2 separate regions of the Homo sapiens genome follow, and region 2 is linked to region 1. A link is a contact called in ENCODE Hi-C or POLR2A ChIA-PET data. All regions are on one chromosome and are shown on one strand. Each heading gives the region's core, a stretch centred on a gene start or an enhancer-like site at or near the end of the contact. The rest is flanking DNA. Distances are from core to core; before and after follow the strand shown. Region 1 holds the start of C15orf39 (chromosome 15 open reading frame 39). Region 2 holds the start of PTPN9 (protein tyrosine phosphatase non-receptor type 9).

Region 1 (2,877 bases), core at 265-2,764:
TCTCGGAAAGGGCAGGTGCCCAGGGAGCAGGCTCAGATCATCCTTGAGAGGCAGCTCTGTTGATCCTCTCTGCCAAGCTCCAACGTCACTCAGCCAGCACCCAGGCCAGGGTCCCGGAGAAGAGCCCACCACCGCAGCACCGCCCCTGCCTTACGCAGTGGGAAAGGAAACAGCTCTCTGTTCCCACTTTCACCTTCTAGGGGCCTCGGGATGGCCGATGGCAAAGACCAGGAAGAAGAGCGCGATTCCTGCCCAATTGTGGCCAGCATCTGGATTCTCCCGGAGGGCTGGATCGGGCCTCGCCGAGTGTTCTCCCATCTCCCACCTTCCCTACCTGAGGCTCTGGGCTCTCCAGACGCTACAACCCAACCTGGGGCAGCCCAAAGTCTCCAGTGGAGGGGAAAGCGAACGGGATCGGTCTCTATCCCCTTTCCCCTACCCGCCCTGAACATAACTCGGGTGCCTAGGGCCCACAGCCGATTTCGCTTAGAGGCTGCCGCCGCACCCGACCTGGCGGGCTTCCGGGTGTCCCCAAGCCCCTCCCGGCGGCGCCGAGACGCACGTGCATCCAGCAGGCTGACACACAGGCCGCCGCCACGCATGCAAACCCGTGCCTGCACGTACGTGCATGGCCCACATCTGCACACACGCCATTCCAGAACTGCGCTCTCCCCTCGCTCGGGCCCCGGGCATACGTGTGCACGCAGGCAGGCCCGCGCACCCAGCCCCACACCGACGCCCGCGGACCGGCGGGAGGTCCCGGAACAGGGGCGGCCCGGCGACAGGGTCCGGGCAGCCTCCGCCTCAGGGCGATCCTGCCAGCCTGGGCTGAGGCCAGAGGGGTGAGTCAAGAGGTGGCGAGAAAACCGCAGGGCCGTCCCATCCCAGCAGGGCGCGTCCAGGGCCCCGCGGTGCCTCAGCGCCCGGCGCCCCCAGGCCCAGCCCTCCAGTGCCCCCTTGTCCCCATACCTCCTCCTCAACGCCATCCCCCAGCAATCCACGTGACAGGGTCCTGCGGGAGGCCGGAGGGCTCGGCCTGAGTTCCTTCTCGCCAGATTAGGCGCCTGTTCTCCGCCGGAGACCCAGAGCGCTACCAGGTCCCGGGAGCCTCGAAGTCCGGGGAAAGTCGGAGCAGCAGCGCCACCCCTGCCCCGCAGCCCGTTCGCGGGGGGCCGGCGGCAGCCAGAAGCCGCAGCCCCTCGGCCCAGGCGCGGCTCCCTCAGTCCCCGGGCCGGCCGGTAGGGGCGCCCTGGGGCAGCGCCACCCGCCCCTTCTCCACGCGCCGCCCGCAAACTCGGCCCAAGTTTCCGCGCCCGCCGAGCGGGCGAGCTCCTACCTGCAGAGCGCCAGGACTCCCGCCGCCGCTACCCCAGGCGGCCTCCGCGTCCGCATCCTCCAGCGTCTCTCAGGCCGCGGGTCCTAGTCCGACCGGGCCCTGCGCGGGAAGTCGCAGTGAGCACCAAGCCCGGAGCAACCCTCCTAGCTGCCGTTCGCGCCGCCGCTGGGCGCCGTCTGCGGTCCCGGGCGGGGCGGGCTGGGGGCGGGGCGGGGGCGGGGCGACTCGCAGGGTTGGGGAAGAGCCCGGCCCCGCCTCTGGGAGCCTGCGCTCCTGTGGGCAGCGGGTGCGGAGGGCCCGCGTGGGGCCAGCTCGCTAGGAGCGGGCTGCGGGCGCTGTGCACCGCCCGTAACCGCCACGCTCCACGAACCAGTGCCCGGCGGGCCCGTCACGCGCCCTCAGTCGCTCCCTTAGATCGTTCATTCACTGCCACTTGCTGCGATGTGACCTTGCGCCTGCCGCTTGACCTCGCTGAGCTTCAGTTTCCTTATTTGCAAAAGTGGAATTCTGTCTTCCTCATAGCGGTGGCGGTGTAAGCTTGGAAAAGGGTGTTTGCAAATATCTGGCACACAGTAGGTGCCGGCATTCCCCTGTCCAGCACTAGTGTATTAGGGGGCTGGAGAAGGGCTCCTTGATCTGTCCCCTCATTTCGTTGTAGTCAATGAGGGCAATTTCCAGACTCCTGCTAGGGCACGGCAACTGTCTGAGGAAGCGGCAATCTCCCCATCCCTGGAAGGGCCGGGAATGAGGGTGCTGGGGGATTTGCAAAGTAGCCTGGGTGAGGCTCCCTCCATGAGGCAGACCGGCGCGCAGCCTGTGAGGCGGGTGGAGTGGAGCACGCCCAGCCAGGAATGGTGTGTTGCAAAGAGAGGCTGGAGGGGGGAAGGGGTGCCTCTCCCTGGACCATCTGACTGTGGATGAGAGCCCCTCAGTGCTGCTACTTTATCTGAAGGAATCTGGTCCGTCAAAGCTCCTGGGCTGCCCGAGGACTGGGAACAGGTGTGTGCAGTGGGGAAGGGGAGGGCAGGTGGACATGCCAAAGGTCAGAGTCAGTTCAGGAAGCAAAACTATCCCCTCAGATCCCAAAGGTAAGTTCTGCCTGAGTCAGAGCAGAGCAGGCCTGAGGCTGCAGGTTCCAAGAATCACCAAGCAGCTGGAGCAGCTGGAGCTGAGGAGGAGGGGCTGGGCGCTGCAGGTAGGAAGAGGAAGTGAGGTCACCTGGGGAGCGGGGGCGGGAGGTGGGGGGAGAGTGTCACTTCATTTAGAGCTGGAAGGACCTTAGAAATAGAGTCGGGAACCATATAGGGAGAGACACTCAGAGAGGGTTGGGGCTTTCCCCAGGTCACTCAGCAGGCTGGGACAAAATCCCAGATCTCCTGGCTCCCAGCCTGGGGCCCTTCCTGCAGCCACACCTTAGCGTCAGGAAAATACATCTGCGCGCGGACAGCTAGGGGTCACACCAAACATCATACCCTTAACCCCAGCCTGCAGCCCCGTGGGTCACAGGCTATTCACTGCTCTTGCCCCTTACCAACTCTGCT
Region 2 (2,877 bases), core at 259-2,758, 380 kb before region 1:
ACAACAACAACAACAACAACTTTGGGAGGCCGAGGTGGGCGGATCACGAGGTCAGGAGATTGAGACCATCCTGGCTAACATGGTGAAAGCCCGTCTCTACTAAAAATACAAAAAAATAAAAAAAATAAAAATAAAAATTAGCCGGGCGCGGTGGCGGGTGCCTGTAGTCCCAGCTACTTGGGAGCCTGAGGCAGGAGAATGGCGTGAACCTGGGAGGGGGAGCTTGCAGTGAGCCGAGATCGCGCCACTGCACTCCAGCCTGGGTGACAGAGTGAGACTCCGTCTCAAAAAAAGAAAAACAAAAAAGCCAGGCGCGCGGTGGCTCACGCCTGCCTGTAATCCCAGCACTTTGGAAGACCGAGGCGGGCGGATCACAAGGTCAGGAGTTCGAGACCAGCCTGACCAACATGGTGAAACCCCGTCTCTACTAAAAATACAAAAATTAGCCGGGCGTGGTGGCTCGCACCTGTAATCCCAGCTACCCAGGAGGCTGAGGCAGGAGAATCGCTTGACCCCGGGAGGTGGAGGTTGCAGTGAGCCGAGATCGCGCCACTGCACTCCAGCCTGGGCGACACAGAGACTCCGTCTCAAAAAAAAAAATAAAAAAAAAATCATAGGAGCATCACAACTCACAGCACCTTCCTGTTGTCTGAAGGCCCCTCCTTTGGGTCCCTCAGGACTGGCTCCAGGGCTTCAGCCTTGGAACTAGTTGTGGACTTTGGGTCCCTTTGGAATATTTATCTTTGGCTTGGAATAATGCAACAACGTACCAGACCCAGCCTTGCCTTCTCTATGCCCCATTCCTCCCCAAATGACTCCAAGACTGTACCCCTAATCCTGAACCCTTTGCTGCACTTGCCCTAGTGAAAATCAAAGGTCTGCAAAGGCCGCGTCATTCCTGAATGATGTTCGGAGTCTGATGTCGTTTCTATGGGGGATTAAAATTAGCGACACTGGAGATGAATTACAGGGTGCAGCCAGTAAGGAGGGAGAGAGAGGGAGGCAGGTGCGATTCCTTCCACCTAAGCATCCTGGCCTGGCAGGCAACCTTTCCAGGGTCTTTCAGGCTGCAAGCGACAAATAGTTGAGGATTGTGGGTTTCTCACGCGTAGGTGGCAGCGGCAAGTTAACCCCAGGAGAGGTGCCAGTCAGCAGATAATTTGCAAACGAACGTATTCTCCTCCTCCTCCGAGGATCTGAGCCTCACGAAATACTCTTTTCTTCCTTTTTCTCCCTCCCGCAGTCGAGTTGCCTTCCGTCCAGCTAGGGTCCCCTCCCCGCCCGGGTCCCCTCCCCCTCCCGGTCCCCTCCCCCGCCCGGGCTCCTCTCTGTCTCCCCCTCCCGGACTGCGTCCTCGCTCCGCCGGGCCCTCCTCGCCGCCAGCTTGTGAATGAGACGCTCAGTTTCTCAATGGAGCCGCGGGGGGCTCGGGCGGCCGCGGGGCGGCCGCAGCGTTGGCCGTGAGTCAGGAGGGGGGCGCGTTTCCCTCGCTCCCTCTCCACTCCCTCCCTTTCGCTGCGGCCGCCCGCGAGGAGCCTGGCTGAGGCAGCCGCGCAGGTCGCAGGGCCAGCGTCCGCGAGGACGGCCCGGCTGGGCGGCCCCGAGCTCTGTGGCGCTGTGGAGGAGCGGGAGCGCGGCCGAGGAAGCGGGGCGCCGAGGGGGTCGGCGGCCTTCGGGAAATTTCCGCCGACCCTTCGCTCCCGGCTCTAAAAGTTCCTGATTTCCTATTTCCTTTTAAATCCCGAGTGGCTGTTAGCTCTTCGCCTGCACTTTTTCTTCCCCAGGAGATAAGGGGGAGTGTGAGGAACGGAGCGAATAATATAAAAAAGGATTTCCTCCCGGAAGAGAGCGGCAGTTCGGAGAGATTTTTCTTAAGGAAGCAGAAGCGGCGTTTGCGGCCGCTGCAGGCGCCGGGCCCTGCCGGCCACACTATGCGCGAGCCGGCCCCGGGCTGCTGAGGCGCGGGGACGCGGAAGCGGAGGCCGAGCGCGCCGGGCTCCCGCGCTCGCGAGCGAGTTTTGTCCGCCCGGCGGCGGTGGCGGGGGGATGGAGCCCGCGACCGCGCCCCGGCCCGACATGGCGCCGGAGCTGACCCCGGAGGAGGAGCAGGTAAGCGGGCCCGAGGCCGCCGCGTTGGGTGTGTCCGGGCCCCCGAGGCCTACGCCGGCCTCTGCCTCCCGAGTGCCGGCTCTTTGCAGCCACGGGGCCGCAGCCCCCCGCTCCCGTGCCCGGCTCGCGGGCCTCCCTCACCGGCGACCGCGCCCCAGGCCGCCACCCCCTCGTCGGGGGACCCACGGGACCCTACTCCCGTTCCCGCCGCTTCTTTCGCCGAGGCTTACCAGCCTCAGACGGTGCCCTCCGCACCCCACCCCCTATTCCAGGGGCAAAGTTCCTTGGATCCAGGGGCCTTCTTCCCGAGATTTGCAGAACCGCTGCTTGCCCCCGGCCCTTCCACTCCCTTGTAAATGTTTTCCGTGAGGGTTTGTGGCTTTTGAAGGGCAGGAAAAGCCCCAGTTTGGGGGGTGCTTCCTGTGGGGATTATCTCCCTTCCCGAGGAGAGGGCTGAGAGTATTGGATGCATAGATGCCCTAGATTTTCAGAGGAGCCTCTTAGGTTTCTCAGGCCCACTTGGGCAGGTTATGGAAGATCCAGCCCTTCTCGTGTTCCTAAAGTCCCTGGCCTTGACCCCCCTATTCAGCTATCCCAGACGGGGCGCATCTCCTCACCCGCGCTTCCCTACCCTCGTCTCATCTGACTGTCTCCATCTTTCTGAAGCTTACATTGAGCTCTATTGTTCCTTAAAAGCCTATGACCTTTAGTTTTCAGAAGGAAGTGGTTTGCTGTCTCATTTTGGGGGCCCTTGTAACTTTCCCTCCC

Evidence for each region. Hi-C counts contacts between places; a loop is a spot of excess contacts on that map. ChIA-PET counts read pairs that join two places held with the same protein, here RNA polymerase II (POLR2A). Pooled maps may share reads with other maps.
Region 2: a pooled map shows a loop between it and region 1 (5-fold over the local background). The contact joins the promoter of PTPN9 here to the promoter of C15orf39 in region 1. A Hi-C loop is called at or near these places in 6 of 50 pooled maps. POLR2A ChIA-PET finds 5 or more read pairs at or near these places in 2 of 52 experiments (HEK293 and activated CD4-positive, alpha-beta T cell).

Annotation. Positions count from the first base shown.
Region 1 is chr15:75,200,519-75,203,395 of GRCh38, reverse strand. It overlaps C15orf39 (chromosome 15 open reading frame 39), which reads right to left and starts at 1,514. Exons shown (of 3, transcript NM_015492.5): 1 at 1,337-1,514. RefSeq lists silencers at 378-427, 548-1,707 and an enhancer at 1,189-1,911.
Region 2 is chr15:75,577,946-75,580,822 of GRCh38, reverse strand. It overlaps PTPN9 (protein tyrosine phosphatase non-receptor type 9), which reads left to right and starts at 1,508. Exons shown (of 13, transcript NM_002833.4): 1 at 1,508-2,109. The coding sequence starts at 2,047. RefSeq lists silencers at 1,151-1,640, 1,901-2,300 and an enhancer at 1,343-1,941.